Linked DNA regions of Homo sapiens: region 2 is linked to region 1. A link is a contact called in ENCODE Hi-C or POLR2A ChIA-PET data. All regions are on one chromosome and are shown on one strand. The core of a region is the stretch at or near the end of the contact, and the rest is flanking DNA. Distances in the headings are between cores, read along the strand shown. Region 1 holds the start of LETR1 (lymphatic endothelial transcriptional regulator lncRNA 1). Region 2 has its middle 38 kb from the start of LETR1.

Region 1 (7,419 bases), core at 3,514-6,013:
ATAATATATAACTTCCCTTCTCAATTGTAGAAAATAGACATCTAACACCATACACAGTTTTATTCTTTTTTTTTCCTATTTTAAAAATTATTTTATTTATTTATTTTTTCTTTTATTATTATACTTTAAGTTTTAGGGTACATGTGCACATTGTGCAGGTTAGTTACATATGTATACATGTGCCACGCTGGTGCGCTGCACCCACTAACTCGTCATCTAGCATTAGGTATATCTCCCAACGCTATCCCTCCCCCCTCCCCCCACCCCACAACAGTCCCCAGAGTGTGATGTTCCCCTTTTATGTGCATTTCAGCAATTATTTAGCCATGACAACGGGAGAGAATGTAGGAGCCAGGTTCTCCAAACTTTGTTTTACTAGCACAATGGGGTCATAAGTTTATGAATGAAGTTTATAAAAATAAACATTTTGTGGTTTTGGATATAAGAAACCATAACACAAGAATTACTTTAATTAAAATCACTTAATATTGTACAACCCAGCATTGTGTTATATTTCAACAAAATGGTGTACAACGATAAACATTCACTTGCATCCATTAATGCATTTAATTCAATAAGTAGATTTTGGGAACTCATCAGATGCTCAGCTTGTGAGCATTCAGAGATGAGCGACGTCATCAAGGTGTCTGTCAAGTCTGCTTATCTAGTAAGTATGAGATCCTAGAATTCTTAGAATTTAAAAAAATGTTTCATCTACATTTTTATTTCATTGGCCAAAAAGTGTCTTCAAATTAAGGTCACTAGACCAATCTCATTGATCAAAGGTGAAACACCTCCTTTAATTTGGGTGCAGTTGATTAAAGAGAGAATAGGAAGAAAATAGGTAGCTCTATATTCATGAAAAGACTGTTTTCCAAAGTATTCTTACTACAACCTACTTGAAGCCTAGCATTCATTTTCCTCTGGAAATAATACTTACATGGGAACAGCTATCACTTTAAGAAGAGTGTGTTTGGTGTTCTAGGGCACCTATGGCTTATTTATTTTCTATTGGCAATACTCATATAAGTGTGTTTGCACATGCAAATGTACCCCAATCATGTTGTGTCTGGGAAAAAATAACAGTATAGTCAACTGAAATAGTTATTAGTGTTTCTTTTCTTTACTTCTCTTTAAAGGCACACAGTCAGAGTACTAAGAATACAGACATGTGCCTAGAAGTTTCACAGTAGCTTACATTTCAGCATGAAATTCGGTATCGGATGGTATATTATTTTCTCCTTCCCATCAACATTTTTGCATGAACTGCATTATGCATAGCCTAGGATTTGGGGAAGGAGGTGTATAGATTAAATCCCATGGCCACGAACATTTTGCTTCAAAGTAAAATGCAAAAAAAAAAACACAAAACTTGTGACCTGAAGTCACTTCAAAGTGAGTCTATGAAAATAAAGATGTTTGAGAGAATTACCTTTTTAAAAAACATTATTTTGAAACAAATACACCATTTTGAAATAGGCTAATGTGCACGAGCTCTTTCTTGGCCATATTATTTTAAATGTATGACTTTTTCATTTCAAAGGAAAGAAGCTCTTTTGCAAATGCCCTTTTCTAAAATGTAGAAGAACAATTTCCGTTGCAAAGTAGGTTGTGCAGAGCCTCTGCGATCTTACCTAAATTATTAATTTGGTTAATCAGTGCATTCCCTTCCCAGATATTCTAAAGGGAGACTAGTCCCACTCCCTGTCCAAGATTTTACACAATATTAATTAGCAAATTTTTATTTAAAAAATGAAAACAGTAGTAAACCCAGTCAATGCCCAGTTGTCTTATACAATATATATGATGCAAAAATTGGTATATTTCATTATAGTTTTCACAAAGGAATTTGGTCTATATTTCTCCTACACATACAATCTACATTTTATAACCGAACAAACCTCCTTTCCAAACCCACTACAAATAATTTCTTAAGATGTATAATTAGGACACCTGTCTCAAATCCTTTGATAGGTTTTTAGTTCATTTCTTGGGAGAAGTGTTCTGGTTGTTTCTTTTTTAATCAAAGCTACTTTGCTAAATTGCTTTCCAAGCAGACCTCAGAATATTTGCAGTCAAAGTCTGGCCCTGGCCTTGTCGCAATTTGAATATTAACAGTCATAGTTTTACAGCCCTTCCATTTTGAGTAATGCACTGCAACTTCCACAATTCAGCCGTCATTTTTTCCCTTCCTCACCCGGCCCTGGCCCTCAGAATGTTTGCGTGGTGTCACCGTGAATGTGCTTGGAGCAGAGTTATATGGCATCATTTGGAGAAACATTGCGTTAATAACCAGAGTTCAAGGGCAAAGGATATAAACGGAGCAAATTACAAGTCTGAACAGATATATAGCTTTTGCTAAAAGGGACATGGGCTGCTACTTTATTTACTGGGCACTGGTGCACTTGTGGAAGGTGCCGGAACGCAAAAAGGCATTTTTGAAGGACCACATCACAGCCTAAGAGAACAGCATACATCTTCAGACTAGGAAGAAAGCTAGTGCAAGGATCAACGATTCTATGTCTTAATGAGAGAATACGATTTGCTATCAGGTACCTTAAGTTTCTGGGGTAATTTCACAGAGGATAATATCATTTTATGTGCCACCATGGAAGGAAAGCAGAGGTTTGTTGGAAACCTGAATTCTATCAGTCATTTCAAACTGCACCTTTGCTCAATTTGTGAAGAATTTTTTTGCTGTAACCATTTTAACCAGGGTTATCAACCTAGTTCAAAATTAACACTATGAAAGAGTGATTTGTAAAAATGCTATATTTTATTTTTATATACCAACTTCAGAGCTATTTCAATGATTGAACAGAAACCAAAATCCAAAAGAGAGGAAAGAAATTTTTAAAGAAACAAAAGGACTTCATTAATAACTAAAGAAAATGAATATCAAAAAATAATTCCCACCTGCTACATTACCAAATACTTTTCCAAATAGTCTCAATAACATGGAGCATACTTTTTTTTAAAATGTGATACATTTCACAATGTAGACATATATCAAAACGTCACATTGTGTACCTTGAATATATACAATTTTTATTTGTCAATTTTTCTTCAACAAAGCTGAAAAAAATGTAATACAAGATTTTCCTGCTGGCAGGATGGGGCGGTACAATACTTTTTTTTGTAAGTTAGCTTGAAAATGATTGTAAAAAAACTACGAAAATGTTCCTAATGTATGGCCCATTTATTCCACTTCAATAAATTTCTTTGAAATTAATAATTTAAAACATGGAAATGTTGCCTCAAGATGTTCCTTACTGTGTTATTTACTCTAGTGAAATCCAAAAGCAACCTAAATATCCAACATCAGGAAAATAGTTGAGCAAACCATATATACAATTAATGAAAGATTATGCAGTTATTAAAATTGGTTAATATGGATATTCTCTAATAATATTAAAAAGTCCCTTCGACATAATGCTGTGTGAATCACTACATAATCCCACAATTCAAATGTACTCTTTTATAAGTATGTAAGCATACATATAAACAATTCTAGTAAGAAGCATGCATACATTTAATTTACATGGGCATTTTTTTGGTATATGCTGTCCCTGTTAGCCTGATGGGATTATTATGTTTCCTTTTCCCATTTCTTTTTTCTAAAGTTACTGTTCTGTTCATATGGTATTTGAAAGAGAAACACTTGTACTTAAGCTCTCTCTTTCCACCCACTCGCTTTTCAATCAGTTATATAAAATATACCTTGGTGATATGTTTCCATCTCATTTATTACTATTTTAAACATGGCTTTCACTTTCTTCGTGGTGGTAGTGGACATGGCAGAGGAAGATGGTGTAATTCAAAAGCACAATTAAGCAGAAAATCATTTTCCTCCTAGAAAAAAAAATCTGGTTTTTTCTAAACTATTTTACTCTCAGAAGTAAATGAATCAGCACCTGCAGGACTGACTGCCTCCTCGACAGGAGATGCTTTACCTTCAGCGTGGCGGTTTGCGCAGGAGGAATGCTTGCAGTGAATGGACCTGTCTGTCTTTCAGTCGCCAAAGAAGAGCCCGGATGACACAATAGCTCTCTATCAGCCCCATTTCTATGGTGGTTCACGACTTATTCTCTCCTGCTAACCGTCTGCCTGCTTCGACCCTCACTCTCAACCTAACCAGTGTTAAAAAGGACACTTCTTAAATAGAATTGCCTAAAACAATGCACCGTCATCCTTTTGCAAGGGCAAACAAAACATATTCAAATTGCTCATGACTTTTAAACAAGTAAAAGCTAGATAAATTATGAAAATGTTGCATATCCTAATGTGCTATATATATATATATAGATATATATATATATATCGGGCACATCCTTCTATTTTTTTCTTTTTCGAAAAAAAAGTTTACTAGCGTTTACTAGCCAATTATCTTATATTTTTAGCCTGTGTAGAATATCTAAAGTGTATTGTCCACGCCCCTCCTTTTTAACCCATTTTCAATGGGTTTAATATTGCCCGAGATAAGGGGATGCAACTGTTCAGGTCTGATTTCCTGTTGTTTCTCAGATACTGATAGGGCATCATTCACATACATGACAAATAAGACTTCTGAACTGTTTGCCATTTGGGAAGGGGAGGCTCGCGGGTTGTTCCCTGGCGAAATGATTTGTGAAACATCAGTCCGAAATTATTCGGGGGTTCTTCGCCCTCCACTTTCCCATAGCGCGTTTTCCTTTCTCCCACAGAGATATAATAGAAACTAATCTTCAAAATCCAAACATTCCAAGCCCCATCCTTTTGTGCAGGCATCTCGCTGTCTGCGCTGGGCACGGAGCGGCGCGCGCGCGCCCGTCTTTCCCTCGGCGGCCCCCGCGGCTCGGACCCGGGCCGGCAGACAGGCCATCCATCATCCGCCCTCCTCCCGCGGAGCGCCGCAGCCGCCGCGGCCAATCCGGCGGCAGGTGGGGCCGCACCTGCGCGACAGCCCGCCGCTTCCCTCCGCTCCCTTCGCCGCGCCTCGCGTGCTAGCGGTGCCCTTGTGAGCCACTGCGTTCTCCAAGGCCAGAACGGGACAGGTACGCTCGGGTGACAGGGACCGTACGTGCGCTGAGCCCGCGGCTGGCAGCCAGGGGGGCGGCTGGAACGTGGGAGGACACGCTGTCCCTTAATACACACGCGTGCTTTGGATGGGTGTGTCATCTATTTGTGGACATACGGGCCCTCACTGGGTTTAGCCTCTTAAAAAGTTGAAGAATTAAGATGCTTACCTTTGGAAGGGAAGTGTAACTGAGAACACGTTTTAGTGATAGAATGTGTTGCCTCTGGTCTGTTTCTTGGGTGAACCCATGGTGCAGTTTCCAAGCCACGTCTGAATTCCGCATGCCCCCTACATACTTCAGGCAGTATTCCCCTAAGGCCTAAGTGAGAAATACTGACTCAATACTAAAGATTAAATAGTATCCATAGGATACAAAAATTACCCCAAACAAAAACCTAACCTAGACCTCAAGGACCATGAAAAGACTGTAACAACTTAAAGAAAAAATAGGACCTCAAACTACAGAGAAGCTTTCATTTTCCAAATAGGCAAATTATTTGTAGTGCAATCCGCTTGTTTTTGTGGGGGCTAAAGCGGGTGTAGAGTTGCTTGGCTATTCTGTGGAGGCAGCTAGATAAGTCCTGCTAACATGTTATGGATTTTGTAAGCGGGCTCAATAACTCCCTTTGGTTTAAAAGGTCCAAAACATGTATTTTATCATGTAATTTGAGAACAAATGAGAACAAGCAGAATGCCTGCCTCCCCCGATATGTTCCAGGAGTGTGTCTATGTAGATGTCAATTACGTAAGTGCAAGGCCTTGGAAAACAACAGCCCTGCAGGTGGCTTCAAGGCTTCAAGATTTTTCAGAAAAGCATATTTCTTTTATTTTCTTTAAGAAAAATACAAAATAAAAATAACAGCAACCACAGCCGCAAGCATTACCCTCCAACCTCCTGCCCCTGTCTTGCTTCTGAGTCATAAATCATGAAAAAGAGAGAGACAATGACTCCAGTTTTCCTGCCTTTAACAACTGGAACTGCTAATGCCAAAAAGGAAGAGAAATAAACAGGCGAGCTGTATTTCTGCAGAAGAAGGAGAGGTGCCCTTGGGAAACCGGAGGTTCCTCATCTCTAAGGACCTCCCTTCCCTAAAAAGGGTCTCTCCCTTTAAAGTTAGTGGTTCTCAAACCTGTCTTCATGTGAGATTCACATAGGCTTTTGTTTTTTGTTTTAAGAAATACAAATGCCAAAATTAATACTCTGGTTTGATTGGTCTGGGGTGTGGTGGAGGCAGAAGCACTTTGGGGTTAGACATAGGTATTTTGGGAAAACCTTTCCAATCCTTGGCATGTGCAGCCATCCAGCTGTGCATTCCAATCCTGTTCTGTTTCATGGGCTACATGAGATATTATTTGATTCTATTTCATGAGATATATGAACGGGATTCCTGGGATAGTATTCTGTTCTGTTTCACAGGATATACTTATGCCCCCATCCCACAGTTGTCTCCCCTCTCCACTCAAGCATATGCACAGAACCCACATTGGGTAAACAAGATCTCTCTTTTTGTTTCTTTTCCACTACTCAGTTCTATTAGCATTTTAGTGTATTCATTCTGGTTGTTAAAATGTATCACTCCTCATTTTAACACCTCGATAGCAGTTTGGGATTTTTGTTATTTGCTGTTGGTGCATTTATATTTACATATTATTTTTTAAAATACTGAGTTTCGGGAATTGGAGAGCAAGTGATAGACTTGCTGTGACATTTTGAAGTCTAAAATGTTTTTATCAGAACCTGGAAGCCCAGCATGTTGGAGAAGCTCCCCCTTCAGAGCGTGGCCTTTGTTCATCCCCTTCAGGCCCACCTGAGCCACTGAGGATCGCCCGCAGAAGGCTGGCTGCACATTTTGTATGAGCAGAACATTCTTCCTGTTCACCAAAGTGGAACTGAAGTTTCTCTTTCCCTTGGATTTTCTCACTCTCCATGGCCAGCAGCGCCACATTTCTGGATTATGTTGTACGCTTTACCTTGAGAGATAGATGATCTGGTCTTTGATTAGACACCCTGACCTTTTACGAGTGTTGATCATTGATCATGATCTAGGCTGGATAGAAAGCTCTTGACTCTGAAAAGTTACTCGGCTGCTGACACCACAGGGAAATGCAATTTCTGAGTCCTGGTAGTCACTGCAGCAGGACTCCCCCTCAATTAGGATTTCTCTTGTTATTATTTTACTTTTCTTAAGCAAGCTGCAGCCTCTACTCTCCAGCTCTAGCTTTTAGTTACGGTAATCAATTTTTCTGTGTAACTGGCTGTAATTGTTGGCTTGGATATTGAGCTTTCATGGAGCTTAGACATAGAGTGTTCCCGTGAAGGGTCTTCTCCATGCCTAGCAGACAGATGGGTAATAATGCCATAT
Region 2 (7,419 bases), core at 1,600-4,099, 39 kb before region 1:
GCATTATACATGTATTATATAAAATGTGTTTTATGTTATGCATTTATAACATACAAATACACTTATTACATATATTTTAGTTCCTACACTCATGCACATATATCTATGCTAATTTAGTTCTTATCTTCATTTTTGAAACTTTTGCTCACATTCACTTAACCAGGCAAGAAAGTACTCACATTTTTATTCTCACAGCAATTACTAGGAGAGCTGGAGCCCCCGATTTCCTGTCTTTCCATCTCCCTTCTCAACAAGAGAGAAAGTCATTCTGACAGGATGACGCACAGCACGGCCAGGCAAGACCTCGCTCCTTCATGAATAAATTAGAAGTGAAAGTTTAACTGATCCCCTTGCATTTTTATGGAGGGACCTCATCCTAATTTACCTAAATGCTTTGAGTGGAAGGAAAGAAAATGTAAGAGGCTAAGGTGGAAAGGTTAAAATCCGTGTTTAAATGGAGGGTTTTTTTCCCCCCAACACACCACAACACATAAATGCCTGCAACTGAACTGATGATTTCTTATACAAACATTCTAAGGGAGAAGCCAAAAAATGGAAGACTGTGTTTTCATTTCCCTACCCCTCTGTTTCTTTTTATATGAACCACTGCTGATGTACCCAGAAATTCTTAGTCTAAGAAATTCCATATAAATATATACATATATATGTATGTATGTCTTAGTCTAAGAAATTCCGTATATATATATACACATATATATGTATATATGTCTTAGTCTAAGAAATTCCGTATATATATATACATATATATGTATATATGTCTTAGTCTAAGAAATTCCATATATATATATATATATATATATATATATATATATATATGTATGTGTGTGTGTGTCTTGGTCTAAGAAATTCCTTATATATATGTGACTCTTTCTGTATGTGTGTGTGTATATATATGTGTATGTGTGTATACGTGTGTGTGTGTGTGTATACAAACAGAGTGGAGACTGAACAATCTATGTTTAAGACATTATTTTTCTCAATGGAGCTCAAATCCTGTGGAAATGGCATTTTTCTCAAAGCACTCCTAAGCTATGCTTCAATGAGTGACCTAATACAATATGTTCTTCATCAATGCATTTTTAGTACCAGGCCAGCATGCCATGAGATGGGTTGTGTGGTCAAAATATTAGGTTTTTTCATATGCGATCAGACCAGTGGGCTAATGGTTTTGGAATCCTGCCTCTGGCAGTAGCCATTACCTGATGCTTCAGAAGCCAGAAATGAATTTGCACAACCCCAGCCCTTCAGATGTCCCCTGTGGAAAAATAGGAAATTGGCAAGTAGGATCATTTCACGGATGTGCTGAAGCTGTCATTCCTAGAAATCTTTGGCTTCAGCTCCGTGCCGGGTAAGTTCACCTGCGAATGCAGTATGAACTGTTCCCATTTGTGAATTGCTCATATTCTAGAAAGATGAAGAGCCCTGTGTTCATTCTTAGTCTTCCTAGCCTTTGGCTATTGAAAAGCCTCCTAAATACCATGTTCTGATAATGTTGGAGTTGAATGTGTAAACCCCTCTGGTGTGACTGAAACATTGAGTTGTCACAATGTTAAGGAAGGGTCAATGAAGGAAATTAAATGATTTCAGCTCAGCATTCTTTTTTGCTTTGTTTTTTCGTAGTTGTTTAATATTTAGCTGTGTAGCTGCAGAAGAAAAAATAAATGAAAAACAGAGAAACAAGTGTATTCGTTTTGTGATTCTACTATTCCCTAAAAACTTAAGCAAGATACTCATGAGGTTGTAAGTGAATGGTTTGTCTAGTATAAATTCACTCTGACATCTCATCGTACTTGGTCCTAATACAGAAAATTCACAAATCTAGTCCACGGCCCACAAACATTTTCAAAGACGTCTTTTAATTTTACTTAAAATTTTCATAATTGTCATATTGCTTTCAAAGACAAATAAACTTTAAGGATAAAATATATCTATTTTCATCCCAGTTCTGTGCCATCCTGTGTTTTAATAACCACCCTAATTTAGTATTAACTAAGAGCTTCCTGTGTGACAGAAGATTCTTACTCTATCTACATTAGGCTTTTTCTAAATGACTAAAGTTTCTGAAATATTCAACGCAATCTACCATTTAAAAATTTGATAACATCTTCATTAGCATTTGGGTGCACCCTAAACTATTTCTACCAAACAGAAGTGCAGCGTTTTAGAAGAGCCTCACGGACTAGCTACATATATTTTTTGAATGTTAAAATTCTTTCTTTCCTCCTCTTTTGATCATTTTTCTGAAGTGGATTGTCTCTCCTCTCACCATTTGTCATTAGAGGCGTGTAATTTCATGACCCCTTTCTTCTCGCTACTTCCTCTAAACAAAAGGACACAATAAATAAACACAGGAGATAAGACAGTCTCTTCCCCCCAGCCTACCCCCTTCCTTTGAGTCTTTTGAGCAGCCAGAACCACTTTAGTCCTTCAAATATTGTCCTGAATTAGTATCCACACTGATGCAGTGAGGCTAGAGTACATGATAATAATAAATACCAAATGGAAGTGTAACTGTAATATGTGTATTGATATATATTTTTTCTAGTAGTTTTGGCTAACCTATCTTGCTGACTGTACTGATGAAGGTTGCGGGTAATTGTGTACGCGTTTCTGTGAAAGATAAATGACTTTCCTTCCCAAGGACGCTTGGCCAGGCCTTAATCCTGAGTGCCTGTGTGTGTGTGTGTGTGTGTGTGAGCGTGTGTGTGTGTGTGTGTGTAACTGTTTTCTGAAGGCCTGACAAGGCATCTTGATCATTTCCTCATTTTGAGGCCTACCCACAGCCTCGCACACGGCCCCCCTCTCTGAAATGTTATTATTCTGTCGTGAGGCCTTCTTCAGCCAGGATGTTACTTCATTTCCACCTTTTGTCTCTGCCTGAATGTGAATGATGCTCTTTCAGCAATATACAGCCGCTTAAACTCCCTGCTGCTGCCTTACATAAATATACAACACCCGTCTCGCCCTATAACTCACTTCAGGCCTGGAAAAATAGTGACTTCCTTTATTGGTCAGATTCTCTAGCAATTCCCAACAGCTGTATGTTCTCACCTCAGAGGATCCTTATCTTCAAGTTTCCATTTGTCTCAGCACTATTCCAGTGGATTGCCAATAAAAATGATTCCCATTTTTATAACCCCTGAGAACGCAGGAGCCAGCTTTCTAGAGAAACTGATGTACCCCCCGCCCCCAAACACACAAATAAACAAACAAACCAAACCTCCAGACAACTTAACAAAAAGGGCTATTTTGTCTTCTGGAGAGATGACCTTAGAACTGAGTACATAGGGAATTCAGTAAAACGTGAAGTGTTGTCTCGGAACACATTAATTACATTCATGAAAATCCATGTTTATTTTCTTCCTTGAGATAATACATGGAGAGATATGGCATATAATCATTAAGAGAACACGTGTTCATAGATATCTAAAAGGAATATCACGTTCATATTAGTTGACTGTATCTTTGTTAATAAGTTTAATCACTTCTCTGTGCTTCTGAATTCTGGGCAACTTTAAAATGTGGCTGGGTTCTACTGAACTTATTTTTTAAAGAAAATGATGTAGGGAAAAAAAGAAAAGCACTTCCGAAAAATTGAAGTTGCTATGTAATTGTCAGGTGCTATAATAAATAAAGGCACTTTATTTGGGTATTGATGCCAGTTACACGTGGACATTAGTTTGCGCTCTACTGCTACTTACTGCTGCAGAATTTGGGAAAACGCGCTATGTCAAGCTCAGCCTCAGTTGTCCCATCTGCCAAATGGGAGCTAAACACCTCCCTTTTAATATGTTTTTAAATTTAAGAAAGAGAATATACACTAAAGAGTAAACGCCAAAGTGCTCTACAAATGGTATAGCTCAAGTTACTTTTTCCCCTCCATAACAAAGCTGTGGTGACTACAGGCAATTTTTAAAGAAAAATGGAAGGAGTAGGGGCATGGAATGAAGAAAATGAGTATTTTTTTTAAGCTACTGCGTACTCAACAAGAGGGCAAGAGTGTTCAATACTAATGTGTCAAGGCTACACTTTTTTTAAGGTGCAAATTCAAGGAACAGGGAAATATGTCAGGTTAAAATCAGTAATACTCATCTACTTTATGACTTTACAACTCTCCATAGGAGAAAGAAAGACGGTTACTGCCATATAGCGTGTATTAGCAGAAGGGCTTGCTGGGGAGTTTTATTGCCAGGTGGAAACTGACAATTGTTACCATCTTATGCAAAACTTTGGCTCTGGGAGTTGTTTTCCCTTTCTGCCTCCTCTGTCCAACATCCCCCCCAAAGCATGAATGATGATTTCAGAAGTCACCTGGCTGTGATCAACACATCAAATCTGCCCCCAAAGACAGTTCCCAAATAAACTAACATGATCTTTCTGGCATTTATGCTGAATATGGCCTAGAAATGAGCAGTGTTTTCATTCCTACTCTCTCTCCTTGGAGGTATGTGCAGAGGTAGCTTTTTATAAATTCTCCTCCATACTTTCAACTCGGACCAAAATGTCCAAAACTGTCCCTCTGAATGGGAAATGATTGTAATCTTATAGCCAACATCATTAAAGGCAGCCCAGAGTCTTCTATTGCCCATTACCTCAAACAGCTGTGGGTAGAACTTAACATTATGTTAGGGTCAAATGTTCCCTTGTCAGTGGGGAAATTTTTCTGCTCTAAATGAAATGTTACAAAATACATTTCCCCCCACAAAGCTCTGAACTTGGAGCTGTTTTATTTATCTGACCATTCTGAGTACTGTAAAACATGTTGTTTCATGTTGTAACATAAGATCTTTTTTAAAGTGTGCCCCGAGCATTTGCAATTGTTATCAGGCCCAGATGTATCCGAGTGTCAGCGTGAAGCTCTCTGAGTTGGCTCAGATATACAGAATGTAATTAGCTCAAAGGCCTCCACGCTAAATTTGTAGAAGAAGCACCAGGACTGTCTGAGAATAACCATTAGCTCGCTCTTCTCCTCTCCTCCTTTTCACCCCAGCCCACTAACCAAAAAAAAAAAAAAAGGTGGCAAAAGTTAACATGTATTGTTCACGATGCTAAAGCTGTTTTGCGTAGAGCAAATGCAGGTTGTGATTGAGATTTTTGAATGAGAGAGAGCCAGTGGCAAAAGTTAGCTCGGAAAAAGAGATAAGATTAATAAAACTTATGACCTGAAGTAGATGAATTTAGAGACCTCAAAGAGAAAACATGATACTCAGTGCGTTTTTAAGATCACAGGCTTGAAATTCAAAATCATAACATTTTGCTTTCTTCTCTCTTCTAGACTTTCAACTTGTAATAATTAATCCAAGAACAAACATTTACATTATAGTCAACACTTTTTCAACCAGGGCTTCATTTTGTGTCATGTTCCATTGAAAAGTTTCTGGATATCAGAAAGAAAGTCAACCTGATATGATGCAACCAAGGAGTGACATGGGCTAAAATGACCTGCACTCTTAATAAAACTGAGTACTACATTAGGTTCAGAAAAAAGGGCAAAACCAAACAAAAATAGGTGGGTCATTTACCCAATGCAGTACACATTGGTGAAAGCAGCATAATTTCCTTCTGACACTTGCAGGAAATCAGTTTATGCCCTGAAGCATGAAATTTGATTGTAATTATTTTAGCTTGCTCAGCTACATATGTTATTGATGATCTTTCCTAAAAATCACCGGCCTTTTAGAAATCTTGCCACAGTACTTGACTCAACGACCTGTAAGTTATACATAATAGAAAATAAACCATGCAGGGCTTCTCTATTGATTGTTCCATAGAACTCACTCTTCCTAAAGAGTGAAGCACCAACATTATATAACATTGGTATAGAAAATGAGATTATATTTATAAATGTCTTGTAAAAGGTGCAAAGTCCACATGAATTAACCAACTGGCTGGAGACCTCACGTATCTTAGAGTGCTCAGAGTTCACATCGACATTTTACTCTTAGTTTATAAATCCAAAAGCCAGTTTTTGTAAGTACAGTGAAATGACGGGTTAAAGTAATTATCCAGGTGATACAAGCTTCTAAGGGTATCGTTGAAAATGTTACTAAAATGCCTGGGGTTTGGTCTAAGTCCTGTTGCTCGCAGCACAGAAAGCCAATCACTGAGACAGCAGGTATTGCCAGGGAAGAAGGCTTTAATTGGGTGCTGCAGCTGAGCAGATACATCAGTCTCAAACTCATCCACCTGGTGGACTGAAATTAAAGGTTTGTATAGCAGGGAAGAAGTGTAACTGGGAAAACAGGAATCAGGGAGCAGGAAGGAAGAGGAGTTGGTAAACAGGAAACAGATGGTTGGGTAGGCAGTCATGATAGGTGAGGGGTCTGGTGTCACATTGTCCAGATGTGGTGATCTGGTAAGTTTCCCTTCCTTGATACTATCTGGGAGTCCTGATGGTTTATTTCCTGAGAAGGGACCTCAGATAAGACAATTGTAACTTTCTCAAGTTTTAATACTGGGAAGGTCCATTTCTATGTTTATTCAAAGAAACCATAAATGTCACTTCTATGGGACAACTGGTCTAGTTTCAAAAATACACACTGAGATGAACACCCAAACTGGTCATCCACATTTATTAAAGTTTTTGAATAACTTTCCAATTCCTCACGTTGCTCTTTTGCTGAAAAAATGAGTAAAAATTCCAGATATGTACATAAAACATAAATTAATCAAATAAGCCAGATAATACAAGATTATAACATTCTAGGGGCTCTGGCTACCTGAGCTGAAAGTTGGAGGCTCCCATGGTTTTGAATTTGGTAGCAGAACAAGTGACCTTCCCCAGCAGTGTCTTAAGAAAATCAAGGATTTTCCTGGCAGAAAAAGTTCCTGTTCATAACATGGGAAATACATAGTGACATAACAATGCTTTATGTCATTTTGCTCTTTGCATATTCTTCCCTTCTATTCTGAGTAAGAATTAAATTGTACTAATTGAAATAGAATAGAATCTTGACTATACTTAGGATTTCCACCTAAACTGCCTGCTAGAAAAAGTTTTACTCCAAAGTTTGAGTGGCTTTGAATACATTTCTTTGTTTCTCTTTATGCTCTGCCTCTGAATACTTAATACGGTGTGCACCTGCCCACAGACAGCAGTGTGCACGTACATGGACATCTACCCCCAAGGAACTTCATCTTACCAAGTGAGACCAATATTTTAAAAACTAATGATGCAATAAATTCTTGATGATCCCGGTAATAAGCATGAAGAGAGATCAGTGACAGGGATGTGCTAAGGGAATGGCCAGAGAAACTGGGCCCCAGATAGTGGCTGGGGGGAGAGGAGGCTTCATGTCTGAAATGAGATTTGGAGCTTGATGTGGTTTAGCTTTGTCCTCACCCAAATCTCATCTTGAATTGTAGCTCCCATAATCCCACACGTTGTGGGAGGGACCC

What was found. A loop is a pair of places that touch in the nucleus more often than their neighbours do. ChIA-PET counts read pairs that join two places held with the same protein, here RNA polymerase II (POLR2A). Pooled maps may share reads with other maps.
Region 2: a map of endothelial cell of umbilical vein shows a loop between it and region 1 (7-fold over the local background). The contact joins the enhancer-like site here to the promoter of LETR1 in region 1. A Hi-C loop is called at or near these places in 3 of 168 maps with a recorded cell type or tissue (CD4-positive, alpha-beta T cell, endothelial cell of umbilical vein and heart left ventricle) and 3 of 50 pooled maps. POLR2A ChIA-PET finds 5 or more read pairs at or near these places in 3 of 52 experiments (BJ, HEK293 and activated T-cell).

What each region holds. Positions count from the first base shown.
Region 1 is chr15:95,324,444-95,331,862 of GRCh38, reverse strand. LETR1 (lymphatic endothelial transcriptional regulator lncRNA 1) reads left to right here and starts at 4,763. Exons shown (of 4, transcript NR_034095.1): 1 at 4,763-5,033.
Region 2 is chr15:95,361,261-95,368,679 of GRCh38, reverse strand. No RefSeq gene overlaps it. Among named protein-coding and RNA genes, the nearest start is that of LETR1, 38 kb to the right of the region's middle. Within about 2 kb of position 2,849, at least 3 of the 41 ENCODE cell types and tissues checked have a DNase peak (open chromatin) inside an H3K27ac peak, as active enhancers do; they include endothelial cell of umbilical vein, where a contact is called at or near this core.